2 separate regions of the Mus musculus genome follow, and region 1 is linked to region 2. Evidence: chromatin loops called from intact Hi-C (ENCODE). Cell type or tissue: left cerebral cortex. All regions are shown on one strand.

Region 1 (8,000 bases), 990 kb after region 2:
AATGAAATGACTTTGGACCTTTCCTCAGCTTGCATAGCATCGTCTTTCCTAAAGTCAGGGAACACTCACTCTTGAAGGTTAGATTGTGAAAGAGGGTGCACCTTTAATGAGTTCTAGTAAGCTAACCCCATTTTTCATGGAGAGGGCAGGCCTCTCGTCCAGGTCAATGTGAAAGGTGCAACTCAAAACTTCAGTTTTTGATCTCTGGTAGTTGGAATGGCTTTTGGCTGACACAACTCCTTCATCAAAATCATCGTCATCATCACCATCACCATCACCATCACCATCACCATCACCATCACCATCACCATCACCATCATCATCATCTTTCTCAGCAGCCACCCTGGAGTCTTTTGCTTCCCCAGCAGAATCCATAGTTCTATGAGAAAGAAATCAAGCTGAGGTGCTGATGCTGGACAGTGAAATCATTTAGGACCTGGGAAGCCCAAAGACTGCATGCAGTCCAGCAGCCACCAGACTCTAGAACATCATGAATGTTCAGAACTGTATGTATTTGTGCAAGTGTGTCTATCCATGAAGACTAAAGCGCTATTGTGCAGCACCGCAGGCAGGGACTGTAGTCCTCCTGGAGCTTCTGGAAGGCTTAGGGAGAAGCACGTGGACGATTCAGTGATTTCACTGGGCTTCTATCATATTAAAGATGTTTTAGGTTACACCAATGTCAACCTCACGTCCGAGTCTTGGCTGCCCAGTGGTTTATTTCGTGCTCATGGTTCAGGTCCATATCGAGCTGACGAGCACAATCTCATTACACTCACTCTGGGGGGACAGTTGCTACGTTGAACTGGGCAGGTGATAACCCTAGAAAGAACATTCTGGAAAAAGTCTATACCAGAATTAAGTGCTCAGCTCTAAACTAGAAGCTCATCCTTTCTAGCCATCTCCACTTACAACACATTGGCTGAGCTGGTTCTATGATCCTGACCAACTACAAAGGACTCAGAAATATAGTCTTCGGTGCGCCTGCAACATACAATTAACAGCTGTGTTAATGGCCGTCACTCATATTCCAATGAAACAGAAGCCCAGATTTCTTTTCTTCTTTCTGTGGACCTTAATTTCCCTGCTCACCGCTTCATCTGCCTTAGTGTCTTCCACTGCCTCCAGCTCTTATTGGCTAAGCCAATGAAAAGCAAGCCAACCGGGATAATAGAGAAGAAAAATGGATAGAGAGGAAAGAAAAGAGATTTCTGACTAAAGTCAGGGGTCAGAAAGGTGGCAGTGCTATGCTTAGACTACTTCCTGCTGATTAAGGGTATCAAGTCCCTTGAGTGAAGTCTGATCTTTGCTCTCAGGATATCTAATTTCTTCTTGTTGTTTCTTATTTGCCCATACTACTTAGCAAACCACAACCAAAAACAACCCATCCATCTCTTGGGGCCCATTGATGTACCCTCTGAAAAGTCTCCAGAATTCCAAACATCACATAATCCCAGAAACTATCTGCAGCTGGCAAAATCACAGCCCACTCAGAGCAAGAGGCAAATCATTGTAGGGATAGTTCTGATGTTAAGGTCCTGTTCCCCAACTGGTTCTTGATCTGTCAGTAAAGAAGCCATGGGCCAATTGCTGGGCAGAAGGAATAGGCAGGACTTCCAGGTTCCTGGAGGCAAGCAGACAGACACAAGGAGAGAAGAGTGAAAGAGAGAATTTGCCATGCTTCTGAGGGAGAAAAGGTGACCAGTCACGAGAGACCTCAGACAAAGTGGCCACAGGCCACTCCTACAGGCAGGCAGTTGGGAGTGTTTAGCTGGGACTAGATATAACTGAGCAATTAAAGTTGAGCTCAGGTGAAGAGGTGCTCAGCTAAGAGTATTGATAAGGGCATGCTTCTCCAGGCAGGGAATAAGCACCACCCAGCAACTGGGCCAAAAAGGTTGAAATTGAACAATGTATGTCTCTATGGTTTTTATCTGTGAATTCAAAGGAATCTGGGTAGAGGCTGGGAGTGTGGCCCATTCCCAGAGCTTAGGCGTGGTAGCAAAAGCTACACGCAACAAATCATGGTCAACTGCTATGGACAATCTGAAGCAGTCCCATATCCCCACACCTGGGATCAAAACAAGAACACTTTCTCAGAATACTTCTGTGTTTTTAAAAGGAACCAAAATTTCAGAATTCTTACCTTCGTTACCCCTGGCTTTCAGTTTCACTGGGAATTAATATCTCCCAAGAGAAGGGAGATGTCTGTGTTTCTCACTATCAACGGAGAAAGAGAAGACAGTGAAACTTAAGTATATCATTGGAACAGGTTTCTGGAGGAGAGATTCTCGTATTTTCCTTGTGTGTCATTCCTTCGGTGGCCAGTGGCTGTGTTCTAGTATTCTAGAGAACCAGGTGCTTTTACGCCAGCAAAGGTGACTTTAATTGAGAAATAAAATAGAGAGTCAGTGTTTGGTGATGGTGAACTTAGCCTAAAGTGTCTTATTCTATCCATTTCAGACGTTTCCAAGGTCAACATCAGAGAGAGAGAGAGAGAGAGAGAGAGAGAGAGAGAGAGAGAGAGAGAGAGAGAGAGAGAGAGAGAGAGAAACACAATCTCCCAATGGAGACAGAGGGCTCTACACTCAAAGCAATAGAGAATGTCTGCAAGAATGTTCCAGAAATAACCTGTGATCGCCGCTTATCCAAAGCCCCCAGCTGCACCAGCAACCATCCTGTGCCAGTAACACTTCTTTCCTGTCTAAGGATATACTTAATTGGATTTCTGTCACAAGCAAGAGCCCTGACTGCTTTGGTAGGGGATTAGGAAGAATGTGTGTGCAGTTCTGGGTTCCTGGCCATCATACCACCTTCGACCTAAATCCCTGACTATTTGGATTAGGTAAAGGAATGGCAGAAAGTCAATAGTAATCAAATCTCCCTAAATGGGTCACGAGCAGACGACGCCATGCCTAGCTCAGGGTAAAAAACATTCCATGGCAGAATTTAAGGAGCTTAATTTGCCAAGGGGGTAGTTGGGTAATTTTGCAGCATGAGCTACCCTTATGTGTTTGAACCCCATCTCCTGTGCTGTGGGGAGCCAAATTGACTACTATTCTAGACCCCCAGCCTCCTTATCAATTAACATTCAGAACAATTCATCTGCCTTAGGCTGGTATCTCTTGGTTTTGTGTGGTAGAATGAAGAGATTAGGTACTATGAATGACTTCAAAGGTTCTGGAAACAGATTCTGCGCTGCCCCTATTGTCTTTTTAAAGGGGTGAAGCAGAGATGAAGGGAGCAAGGCTTGCCATTGGCAAACCTCAACCCAGGGCTCTCACTGGAGAGTCTTAATACTCAGCTCAAAGAGAATTCCTGGAAGGCTTCCCTGACTTGTGGACTAATCAACACTGCCACCTAGCGGGCATATTTGGAAGTCACCCCTAGCTTCTATACCTGATCAATCAGGAGGCTCCAGGATATCCTATCCTCTCTGCCTAATGCAGTGAGGCTCTTTTATACCCAGGCTCTTTGTGCCAGATCTTTGTGCTGTTGTGTATGTGAATACTGTTATCTATATAGAAATGGGGCTCCTTATTCTTCATCAAACAAATCAGATACCACCTGTGACTCCTGGCCTCCATTCATCCACTTGAGATAAAGGTAAGACACACATATTGTCCCGCAAAGTGCCATTTTTTTTGGATGTCCTACTGTTTATTTTTAATGCCCTTCAGAAACCTCGTGTTCTTACCTGATGATTCTGGGAACTGTCACTCATGCTAGCTTACAACTTCAGCCCAGACTAGGTATCTGCTGTTGATTTTGTAAACCATGTTTGTAACTTATTTGAGATTATATGCCCTTTGTAGTTCTTCAGGAAGATCACAGGGCCTCCCCTCCCCTCCCCTTGTTTGATGAGCCAGCAAAATCCCTGTGAAATACAGGGCTGTTATCCATGCCTGAGAGAACCACCATCACTACATGTCCTTCAATGTCTGGACTGCTTGTGTCATTGTCGGGGTGTCAGATATTCAAAGGTTGCTATTCGGAGGGCACCCAAGATGCCTTACCACTGGCAGTTAGCATATCTCAAATGTTGAAGCTATGGTTCAATGCTTGCATACTCTGTATCCTATGGGGACATGGGAGGACCGTTTCTGCTCTGCACTCAAGGGCTAGAAAGCTAGCTCATGGAGAAGCTCACCCCACTCCCAATTCTACTCATTCATCTCTGAACTTGTTCAGGAGTGAATTGCTGTTCACCCCTTTCTGTGGGAAGCCACATGTGCCATTGCAGGGTGGCACTGGCCACCACTGGCCACCACTGGCCACCACGCATACATAGGCAGTAAAGTTTTTTTTTGCCAAGATGAGGTTTTGAGAATTAACCAATCAGATGAGAGACAAGTTAACCAATCAGATGAGAGAGAAGTTAACCAATCAGATGAGAGACATGTTAACCAATCAGATGTGAGACATGCAAATGAGGTGGTAAGCATAACCCATGCATAACCAATCTGGGTGTGAGACACGCCTCTTCTAGGCCTATATAAGCAGCACCAGTTCTGGGTTTGGGGTCTCTTCGCCTCTGCAAGCAAGCTCTCCCAATAAACGTGTGCATAAGGATCCTGTTGCAGCGTTGTTCTTGCTGGCGAGTCAGGCGCACGCAAGACCTTTCTTTAACCCTGGGTCAGAAGAACAATGTCTCTCATAGGGTGGCTGGGCACCATCTAACAAAGCCAGATGTAATTCTTTTCTCCCTCAATACTCCAGTGTTAAGTTTGGCCAGGCCATAAACCAGGTAGGAAAACTATAGAGCCCACCTTACTGGCCTGTTTCTTGTCCAGAGTGGAAAGGGAAGACAGTGGTGAAGCCTCCGATATAGGTTCCAGGCACTATCCCAGACAGGCTTATTTAAGGAGACACTTGAACTGCCATCTACTTATAGTGTGTTATGTTCACCCTAGAGCCCAATGTGGGAGGGAGGGTGGAAGCAGGGAATGAGCAGAAGATAGCAAGAAGAGTATCGTCAACTCTCTATTAAAACAAATGGAAAGTGTCCACAGTTCACTCATTTAGCGATCGATCTCTCTCTCTCTCTCTCTCTCTCTCTCTCTCTCTCTCTCTTTTTCTCTCCTATGTGCAGGCATGCTCATGTAAGTACAGGAGCCTGTGGAAGTCAAAAAATGCATCAGGTCCCTTGGAACTAGAGTTGCATGCAGTTGAGTCATCTGACACGGATGGTGGGAACCAAACTGGAGTCCTCTGCAAAAGCAGGGAACAATTTTAACTGCTGATCTTTCCGGCCCCATTGGATGGTCTCTTACTATGACTCCCTGCTTACTTTCATGCAACGCAAAACTGAAGTTGTTTAAATTGAATGATTTGATGGCTTCCCTTCCAGGATAATGAGTGAAGCCAAGTAGGGACAGGTCCTTGTTTTATGTACATTGTTGAACCAGCGTTTTAACAGCTGCTATTGTAAAAATAAATCCCAAAGATTATGATGATTCTTTCCTGCTGATTGAAGACTCCATCCTGATTTTCTGGGGATTTGGACCTTTCTTCTCCACCCTCTCCTGGGAAAAGTTGTGAAGATGGAGTATTTGGGGAGCGTCTACATGTGCAAAACTTTAGCTTTCACCTGAAAGAAGGTGAAGGTGTGGCTACATGCAGCAGTCTGTATTGCCGTCTTTGTGTCAGATGGAGATCAGTTCTATATAGAAAGCTCCTTTACAAAAAATAACAATATTTTTCAATGTACAAGTATGGGTCTGTGTGCACAGCCACGTGTATATAAGAACCTGTGGAGGCCAGAAGAGGGTGTAAGATTGCAGAGTTGGAGTGGCTCACAGTGGTGAACTGTTTGATATGGGCGCTGAGAATTAAACTCCATTTGCCCTACATAAACTACAAGCACCCCTCACTATTGAACCATCTCTCTGGTCCTATATTTGCAGACTATCATAGAATGTCCATTACTTGAGAAACCTACATCTTATCATGGTCTCATTTATGGATAGATACATAGGGTGTTAATTTAGACAACCTATAAGCAATGAAAGAGAGCTATCTGCACCTTGAAAAGAAACAGCAACAATTGGAAAGGAGGCCTCCTATTGATGTAATTGGGGGTGATGCGAGTCTGAGGACATTGGGCCACTGTTAAATCACACTAACTTAGTTTATATATAATTCCTTTCTCTTAGAATATCCAGCTTATTTCTCTGGGCCTGGGCCTCCCTGATGCCAGAATAAGAATCCTGAATAGATAAATCATTCGCCGTGTCTTCAGCTGGCCACTGAGCCATTTCTCACGGCTTTGGGGCTTTTGGATCCACACCTTCCTGTCTGCTCTTTAAGGCTTTAGGGCCACCTCTGCCTGTCTGCTCTCTGTGGCTTTTAGGCCCACCTCTTCCTGTCTGCTCTCTGTGGCTTTTAGGCCCACCCCTTCCTGTCCTCTCTCTGCTCCCTAGGCCCTTGAAACATGGTGACTAGCTGCCTCACTCCCCTGCTGCCGTGTGTTTCTCATGAAGGACGGCATCCCTTCTCCCCCTCCTTCTACTTATGTTTTATTTTTATTAGATGTTTATGTACGTTTTGTCTGTGTGTATGGATGTGTACCACATGTCTACATTGTCCTTGGAAGCCAGAATCCCCTGAAACTGGAGTTATAGGTGGTTGTGAGGCACCATGTGGGTGCCAGGAATCCAACTCTGGTCCTCTGGAAGAGCATCCAGTGCTCTTGAACCATTAACCCCATCTCTCCAGCCCCAACTGCATCTGTTCTCAAAACAAGCTCTTTCAACCTTAAGTTGCTGCTTCTCAAGTGTCTGGTCACTGCAATGAGAAAGATCGATAAGAGACATATGTCCATCTGTCCTCTGTGTAAGGGGCCCTCCTTTGGCTGGTTCTTCATGCTCTGTGCCCTAACAGGCAACTTGTCCTTCTTACACTTCAGGCTAGCCAGGTTCTAGAAGAAGTGCCCATCTGGCTTTCACACACAGGCATTCCCTTTAGTGGGTAATTACATATTTTGAGCATGTACATTTAGAAAATAGAGGCAATTTGCACCAAACCAAACTCTCTGTAACACAGCAGGCTATCTAAGCACACAGCTCACCTTGCAAGCCTGCAGAGCCACACACACCTGGTGTGGAATCCTTCCTCTCCAGCGTTTCCTCTTCACCACAGGAATCTTGCCCAGTTTTTCCAGGCTGCTCTGAATGTCTCCTGTTCCAACCATCAGGACCACAATGAAGTCACTAAACCCTCTTTCAAACATATAGTTCTCAGGAGTTCAAAATAGGGCCAGATGGTTTTTCTTTTTCTTTTTCTTTTTCTTTTCTTTTCTTTTCTTTTCTTTTCTTTTCTTTTCTTTTCTTTTCTTTTCCTTTCCTTTCCTTTCCTTTCCTTTCCTTTCCTTTCCTTTCCTTTCCTTTCCTTTTCTTTCTTTCTTTCTTTCTTTCTTTCTTTCTTTCTTTCTATTTTAAGTCTCAGAGGAACAGAATGGACAGACAGGGTGGTTCAAGAGGGAAGAAAATCATCAAGCCATAATAGCAAAGAATCCCAGCCTTTAAGCTTAAAGAATCCATAAAATATTAAGCAGAGAGAATTTCTAAAGTGTCACACACACTTGGATACATGCCGGTGACATTTCAGTATCTGTAGGATAAAGGAAAGATTTCAAAAGCTTTCAGAGATGAAAAATGTGTTCTTTTCCCACAGAGGACCAAAAAATCAAAAGGACAGAAGACCTCGTCAGCAATCCCCAAAGCTAAATGGCAGGGGAGTGAGCCCTCAGAAATCTGAGCAAGGCGTGGAGGTAGAAGTCTAGGTGCAAAATACCAGCTCATGGGGGAAAACAAACATCACGATACTGTGTGAGTCTAAAGCTTGGGTGAACTGTTCTAAGCGGAATTGTATGTAGAAGAAACTTACTGGTGCAAATGCAAGACACTGGAACACAGAGAGGCTGGGCATGCTTCCAGGGGTGGGAGTAGTGACCATCTGATTCCCTGTGAAGGACGGAGGCAAGGTAGAGAAGCCAGGTG
Region 2 (8,000 bases):
ATTTCCCGCCGGAAATTCTGAAGCCCTTACTACCGAGAGCGGGCGCCGCTACCCAGCTAGAGAGGCTCACTTCCGCCCCGTTAAGGGATGGGGGCGGCCATCTTGAGTGTGCGTACAATCAAAAGGCTTTGGCGGGATTTGTTGCGTGTCGGGACTCTTCTGTTGCTTTCCTACCTACGAGGGTTTCATCCCGAACCCTTCCCTGCTTGGAGGAGGGCCTGCTGACGGCCGATTCCTTTGCAGGTGAAGGATGACCCCCCAGTACCCACTTTTCTGCGGGATCCCAGGGTTGCCCTCCTTAGGGTAGGAGGAGAGACGGGGAAGTCTTATCAGACCTTCCTTCCTGTACCTCCAAGACTGGTGGTGATCTTCCCCTGAGAAGCAGTTCTCGGCTCACCCTGCCGCTCAGTGTAACTGTGGCCAGGTCTTTCCCGTTCTAAGCTATATTCTCTGGGAAAATTCTGGACTGTCCTAAACCTTCCCTGCTAGAAGTAAGGAGGTGTGTCTTAGGACCGCCTTTGCTTCGGCTCCTGGAAAGCTGTTTTGTGTTGCCTCTTAGAGGCTGAGTGAGCTCACATCCAGAAAGAATACCTTAAGGAGGTGGGGAAGACTAAATGGGTTGTCAGGGTGATCTGAACACGCTATGTTCGGGCTGCCTGAGCGGTATTTTTTTACTTGCTTTTCCTTTTCATTAGCAGAAGGAACTCTTAAATTCTGGAAATAGCGACTCAGTAGCATGGCCACCCGCCTTAATGAAGATCCAGAAGGAAGTCGAGTGCGTAACAGCTATTAAATTTATCGGTGAAGTGAAAATCAGAATAATTGAGGTCAAAAGCATAAACACTTTTTAATTAAACCAATAATTGGATTCTCGCCCCTCCCTGTTTGTTTCTCTCTAGCTGATTTACTTAGAAAAGGCTAATACAACCCTAGGCAGATAATAACCATCCATCACTTTCCTTTTACAGATACTTTAAAATATCGTGGTTAACTCCTAAGTTGGGAAGAGTTGTCTTTAATTCAGAGTGTCAGAGAAGCAGGGTTGAAGCAGTGGGGGTGGGGCTCTGTTGAAGATCTGAAAGGAGAAATAGTTTTCTGTTTTTAACCTTTTTTTTTTTCCTTTGCACGTTTTAGATCACTTACGTGAAAGGAGATCTTTTCGCATGTCCCAAAACAGACTCTCTAGCCCATTGTATCAGTGAGGATTGTCGAATGGGTGCTGGAATAGCTGTTCTCTTCAAGAAGAGATTCGGAGGGGTGCAGGAACTGTTAAGTCAACGTGAGTTTCCAGAGCATCGTAGCCTGGTTCATGCTGGCTGAAGCCTGATTTGGTCTTCCGCTATACTCTGTGTACATGTACAGTCAAAGAGATTTCTAGTGACTGCTTTTAACTGTTAAGGGTTTTGTTGTTGTTATTGCTGCTGCTGTAGTTTTTTTAAACTTCCTCAAGATTGGCCTCTGCTGTAGATCTTTACCACACTAAATCAGAGCTGTTGTCAAAGTTTCCAGTCTCTTCGCCCTTTTTGTGTATGAATTTGCAGTGTGCAGATACATACATGTAAGGAGTCCAGATGTTGGCAACATCTGTCTTTGTTGGCTCTCCACCTTTCTCTTTTCTTTTTCTTTTCTTTTTTTTTTTTTTCTTTTCTTTTTTTTTTTTAGCGAGGACACGTCTTAATAACGTAGAGCTTGTTAGCCCCAGGCATCCTCCTATGTGCTTTTCCAGTTTGGGCTGTCCAGTGTGTACCTGACACGTAGGTTTCCTGTGGGTGCTGGGGATCACACAGGTTGTCATGTTTGTCCAGCATGCACTTCACTGATTTAACTCATCTCCCCAAACCCTCAAAGCTTTTCTTCCAAAATATTTCACCTTTCCCACACTTTGGTTAACTGAAGGGCTTATCAAATTCCATATGCTCTGGAGGTCAAGATCCTGTACGAAATATTATTCCGTTCTTTCTTTGAAGCAGAGTCTCGTTGTGTAGCCTAGGCTGGCCTGGCTCTTGCTTTGTTAACTTTAGCTTGTCTTGACCTCTAAGCCGTCCTCCTGGCTCAGTCTCCCGGATACTGACATTACAGGCATGAGCCTCTACAAAGTGTGGTTTGGACTAGAAGTGGTAGCAGACGCCTTGATTTCAGCGATTGAGATATAGAGGGAGATGGATCACAGCAAGTTCAAGACAAGCCTGATCTGGAGATCAGGAGTTGTAGGCTAGCCAGGGCTATGTACTTAGACTTATGAAGCGTAGGTCAGAAACCACTTTCCAGATCCCTCCACCGCTTTCTGCCAATGACTTTAAATCAGAACTATGTATTACAGTACCTCTGGGGCGTCTGAAATAAAATCTGACTACACTCCAGCCCCATCCCTCTTCAGAATAGCTACTTCTCCAGACTTCTAGGAACATGTACCATTTGTTATGACTCTAGACTTACTGCTTTTGGTTACAGTTATTTAAAATGATGACATTAAGTTGGATGGTGGTGGTGCATACCCTTAATCCCAACACACAGGAGATAGGTAGGTGGATCTCTGTTAGTTCAAGTCCAGCCTGGTTTACAAAGTGAGTTTTAGTTCTAGACCAGCCGGGACTGCTACACAGAGAAACCCTATCTTGAGGAAACAAACAAACAGCAACAATAACGAAAAGAAATGATGGCACTGTTTCTGAATAGGTAATGGAATAACCAAGGGCCTTACATGTTCCTCAGCATCGAGTGGTTGCACACACCTCTAATCCTAGTAATCACGAGGCAGAGGCAGGCAGATCTCTGTAAGTTCAAGGTCAGCCTGCTCTACAGAGCAAGTTCTAGGACAGCCAGGCTACATAAAGAAGTTGGGGGTGAGGTGCAGAGGGGGAGTGTTCCTTATAGTGTTTAATTCAACACTGTGGAAAGGTTACTGCTGGGATAGAGGCTGATTGGAGCTATAAAGTGCTTGCTAAACAAGCATGAAAGTGAACTTTCTTCCTCAGAACCCATAGGTTTGATTTTGTTTTATTTTTGTACAGCTAGGTATGTTTTAGTCAGGGTTTCTATTCCTGCACAAACATCATGACCAAGAAGCAAGTTGGGGAGGAAAGGGTTTATTCAGCTTACAATTCCATACTGCTGTTTATTACCAAGGAAGTCAGGACTGGAACTCAAACAGGTCAGGAAGCAGGAGCTGATGCAGAAGCCATGGAGGGATGTTCCTTACTGGCTTGCTTCCACTGGCTTGCTTCCCCTGGCTTGCTCAACCTGCTCTCTTATAGAACCCAAGACTACCAGCCCAGAGATGGTCCTACCCACAAGGGGCCTTTCCCCCTTGATCGCTAATTGAAAAAAATGCTTTACAGTTGGATCTCATGGAGGCATTTCCTCAACTGAAGCTCCTTTCTCTGTGATAACTCTAGCTGTGTCAAGTTGACACAAAACTAGCCAGTACATAGGTACAAAATGTGTTTGCTCCCAGTCCTGAAGATAGAGGTAGGTGGATCTTCAGGGCTCACTGGCCAGCCAGTGTAGCTGGTTCAGGAAGCTCCAATGTCAGTGACAGACCCGGATTCAAAAAGACAGAAGGAGAAGAGAGGAAAACAAAATATTAGCTGGGGTGGGGATGCTGGAAAGTGAGCTCAGTGGTTAAAAGCTTTTGAAGAAGACCCAAATTTGATTCTTAACATCCACATGGGGTATCGTAATTGCCTGTAACTCTGGTTCCAGGGATCTGATGTCTCTGGCTTCCATAGGCACCTGAACTTGTGCACATATGCATACATGAACATACTTTTAAAATAATAAAATAAGTACTTTTCAATAATTAGATGGAAAGTAGTTGAGAAAGCACTCAATATTGACCTCTAGTCTCAGTGCATAACTGTCATGCGCGTGCATGCATGCACACACACACACACACACACACACACACTTGTTGAATAAACATGTTTGACAACATTTGAACAGTAGTCTATTCTAAGACAATTTTAAGACATAAGTGGGCAGATCACAGTGCATTAGAAATTGGGGTAAGTATGGTCAGGTCTATAAAAATTGTTCTATCATAAGTGGAAATAGACATTCCTTTTCCTTTTTACTATTAAGTAACTGTTTTTCTTAGAAAAGAAGTCTGGAGAAGTGGCTGTTCTGAAGAGAGATGGGCGATATATATATTACTTGGTAAGATGGGGCCAGATCTTCATACTGTGTAGATTGGCAAGTAGATGAACTTCTCTGTATTGGTCATGATGCACCATCCTAGACACCAAAGAATGCCAGACAGCCCCCAGCTGTACATCAGCTCAGCTCCAGAGGTGCTGGCTGCTTGGAGCACTGAGGCAGGTGTACCAGGCTGCCCCAGCTCCCTGGGGAGACCACTATGCTGTCCTCTATGGGCCTGTGGTCTAAGAGTGACAAACCTTAGGGTGATCCACTTCTATTTCTTAGTCACAGTGGAAGGAAACCCTGTCTCAAGAGAGATTTCCCTGAGGGCTTTTAATCTTCCTTGTTGCGAGCCACAAAGTGTCCTGTTGCTCTCCTGCCTACTTGGGAATGGGGGATTCTTTATCTTGGGTCCCAGAAGAGGCACCTTCCTTACAGTTGGTGTGGGTGCTTTAGAGCCAACCCACGAGAAGCCGGTTCTGGACAGCAAACACTCGGGAGACACACTAACCTGCCAGGTGGCATCTTAAAAGCCAAGACTGCTTTTCAGTTCGAAGAACTATGTCTTGCTGCTGCTTTCACAGGGAAGCAAAAAGCAAAGGAGTGTGATTGCTAAATGAGCAGACTTTGAAGGGGGCTGCTCAGGCAGTCCGAGGACTTGGCACAAGTGCGCCACGTCACCGGTGATCTTGCTTAAACATGGCGGTGGGTTCGGCTTTCCTGTGCCGTGTTCTCCTCCTTACTCGGCAGAGTCTGTTTCTCAGTCCCTGGTGGATTTTCCTGCGGCTGTAGGATGTTGCCATCCCTGCTTTAGATGAGTTAGGTGAATGAATCTATAAAGCCATGTTTATTCTTGGAATTCTCAGGATGTAGAGGAGTCACATCACTTCTTTGTTGACTGCTATATTGGGAGATGGAGCTAATGAGAATTCGAATCCTTTCTTTTGTGTTCAGATTACAAAGAAACGGGCTTCACACAAGCCAACGTATGAGAACCTACAGAAGAGTTTGGAGGCCATGAAGTCCCATTGTTTGAAGAATGGCGTCACTGACCTCTCCATGCCCAGGCAAGGGAACCCGGATCGATTGGCCAAGCCTAGAGAATAGGTGGAGACAGGTCCCTGCTTGTCAGAGCTCCCTACTAAGTGGCATATCTGTGGTCTAGCTTAACTGAATGAATCAGTTAAGTAATGGAAGGCACACACCTGCCTCAGCTCCTCTGTGGGGAGTGCTGATGGCTGAATTCTTGCCATTGTGTCTGAAGCGATAGCCTCTACTCCTAAAGCATTAGCATTGAATCTCAGACTGCAGACTGGGCAGCTGCACTTCCGCTCGGGCTACTGCTGAGCTCCTAAAATTGGATTTGGTGTTAGGAAAGTTGTCAGTGACCTCTACCTTTTATGCTTCATGCCTGCTTGTGGGGAGCAGTCAGGATGTCCTTGATGTCCCTTTGAGGACTTAAATGACATTGGTCTTAGGTGACCCTTTACTTCTTCTTGAGGACCTGGTCCATACCCTTTCTCTTTTTATTGCCCTAGTAGTTTTTAGTCAGTACTGACCAAAGCCCAAGTGACTTTCAGTGTGACCACAACATCTCTTCTTTTTATTTTTTAATGTGCATTAGTGTTTTGCTTGCATGTATGTCTGGGTGAGGGTGTTGGATCCCTGGAACTGGAGTTAACAGGCGTTGTGAGCTGTCATGTGGATGCTGTAAATTAGAACCCCTGGTCCTCTGGAAGTGCAGCCAGAGGCCTCTCTCCAGGCCGTCATCGTTTCTTCAATATACTAGTGGCTTATGTATCAGAAAGTTAAAAAGTCACTGTTCAGGAACTTGATTGTCCTGCTGTCGTGTGAAATTGGCAGGTTTAAGCTTTCCCTTTGTCCCGAGGGCTGTGTCATATTAGAAAGTGTCAGGTGGTAGAGTTGACCATCTGGTTGCAAAGGCCTCATTCTTGTCACACAGCCAGCAGCATCTCCGGGCATTCCGTTTTGACTTCCTTCCTAAGGTCCTCCCTCCTGTGCATGCTCCCTAACTCTCTATTATTTTAAGTATGTTTTAAACATATGGACATTTTCCTGCCCACTCAAGTCAGTTTTCATTGAAAGAGTAACTAGGCTAGTGACCTCGTATCAAAGAGTGAAATAATTAGAAAGTACTTAAAAATAATTGGAAAGCAAAGAGATACGATGGTCGCCCAAGAACTGTCTTGAGTGACTTCACAACAAGAATCGACCTGGAGATTTTTCATCGTGGCTTCCTGTGGGTGAGAACCTGGGAAACTGCTTTGGTTAGAGCCCAAAGGGAGCGGGGAGGGGGCAGGCTCCTAAGCACGTCCATCATAGCCAGTGGAGGGTGTGTGTTCACGCGTCCTCTTAACCAAAGACCAAGAAAAGGGCGTGTTTTCCTTTGTTCTCAGGATTGGATGTGGTCTGGATCGGCTGCAGTGGGAAAATGTATCTGCGATTCTCGAAGAGGTGTTTGAGTCAACAGACATCAAAATTACTGTGTACACACTCTGAACAGATGAAGATCTTGGATGAGCCCGTGGTCTTTTGTGTCATCTACGAAGCTGTGGGACTAAGCAGCTGTAGGACCTCAGAATGGGCAAGGACAGTCTGTGAGAGGGAGTCTCTCCTAGGCCAGATGTGGGTTTCTGTACTCCAAGAGGATAGGGAGGGCACTGCACCCAAGCAGGAGGTGAGGTCTGTCACTAGGCAGGAAACCATGTAGGTAAGTGTAGGACCTGCTTTGCTTAGCCACTACTGGATTTGTTTGGCTGGCCACTGGGTGGCAGCATAGGTTCTAATTTTCTTTTGAAGAGAAATTGTGGGAAGGGTAAACTTTTGAGATTTTTTTTTTTAAAACAATTTTATGTTTGTGCACTTTGTGTTAATCTCACCAAAAATCATCATAGGAAAGGATTATGGTTTTTAGTTATGACATCACAATGTGTCAAGAGTGGAACAATAAACGTTTCCCTTGTGTTCACTGAGGTTTGCACACATGAACGTCTGTGTTCTGGATCTTGGGGACAGGCTAAACTTGAGACTCAATTTTGAAGAGCCAGAGTTCCCTGGGGAGAACAAGAAGGTAAGAGGAGGTATGGACAAGGACTGTCCGCCTGGTTACAAGGTGCGGTTAGAGTGCTTGTGGGGCTCTTTACTGTCTGCTGTGGAGTTGATGTGATTGGACATGCCTGGACTTAATCAGGAGGCCAGCAAAGGAACACTGAAGACTCAGAGGCAAGAGCGGGTTCCAGGTCCTAGAAGATTGTGACATGCAACTAACTGGGCTCTCACGAGCACTACAGTAATTATTGGTCCCTCTTCTGAAACTAAGGACAAGCATCATGTCTATGGTGGGGAGATAAAGCCCGCTGATTTAGTCAGTGTTCTGTTATTAGAGATACTGGGGCAAGTAGGAATCCTCCCTACCCCACAGTGCTTGTACTGCAAGTTAACACAGCCAGACGTACCACAGTCTGTACTCCAGTGTGAAGGCTGATTGGTCAGGAATGGGCGATTCTTCCAGTGTGAAAATAACTAAGTTAGAAGGGGCTGTGGAGACACCAGGAGAGCCCTGATGATGGGATTCCTCGGTACATGAGATATTGCATATTGCAGCCTGCTGGCAGGGGGGTCGAAGGGGAGCACACAAGTTCTACATGGTACTGTGGGAGGAGTCCAAAGCTGTCGTTAGAACCTGTGTCTCTAAAGCCGTAGGAAGAAAATGTCCAAGTACATGAAGCAGATGATGAGAGCGGGTGATGGGCAGATGATAGTATTTCACTCTGGGAAATCTTTACGTTCCTTCTCTCCCATGGATTGAATCTATAGCCTTTCATGTTAGACTGTTCCTCCAC

What was found. Hi-C counts contacts between places; a loop is a spot of excess contacts. Peaks named below come from ENCODE experiments on the same cell type or tissue, not always from the same donor. Only the 100,000 strongest peaks of a DNase experiment are listed, where the experiment ranks them.
Region 1: a loop joins it to region 2, with 7 times the contacts of the local background. A loop is called at or near these places in 9 of 42 quality-filtered maps.

Annotation. Positions count from the first base shown.
Region 1 is chr17:49,396,962-49,404,961 of GRCm38, forward strand. No RefSeq gene overlaps it. Among named protein-coding and RNA genes, the nearest start is that of Gm41594, 23 kb to the left of the region's middle. In left cerebral cortex, a CTCF peak has its summit at 3,372 (motif pointing left); a DNase peak (open chromatin) is centred at 3,353.
Region 2 is chr17:48,410,130-48,418,129 of GRCm38, forward strand. Oard1 (O-acyl-ADP-ribose deacylase 1) reads left to right here. Exons shown (of 6, transcript NM_001289490.1): 1 at 1-243; 2 at 699-775; 3 at 1,135-1,279; 4 at 4,097-4,155; 5 at 5,092-5,204; 6 at 6,555-7,141. The coding sequence starts at 737. The coding sequence ends at 6,657. Among named protein-coding and RNA genes, the nearest start is that of Oard1, 4.1 kb to the left of the region's middle. In left cerebral cortex, a CTCF peak has its summit at 6,916 (motif pointing right); a DNase peak (open chromatin) is centred at 6,887; H3K4me3 peaks cover 1,256 bases; H3K27ac peaks cover 1,388 bases.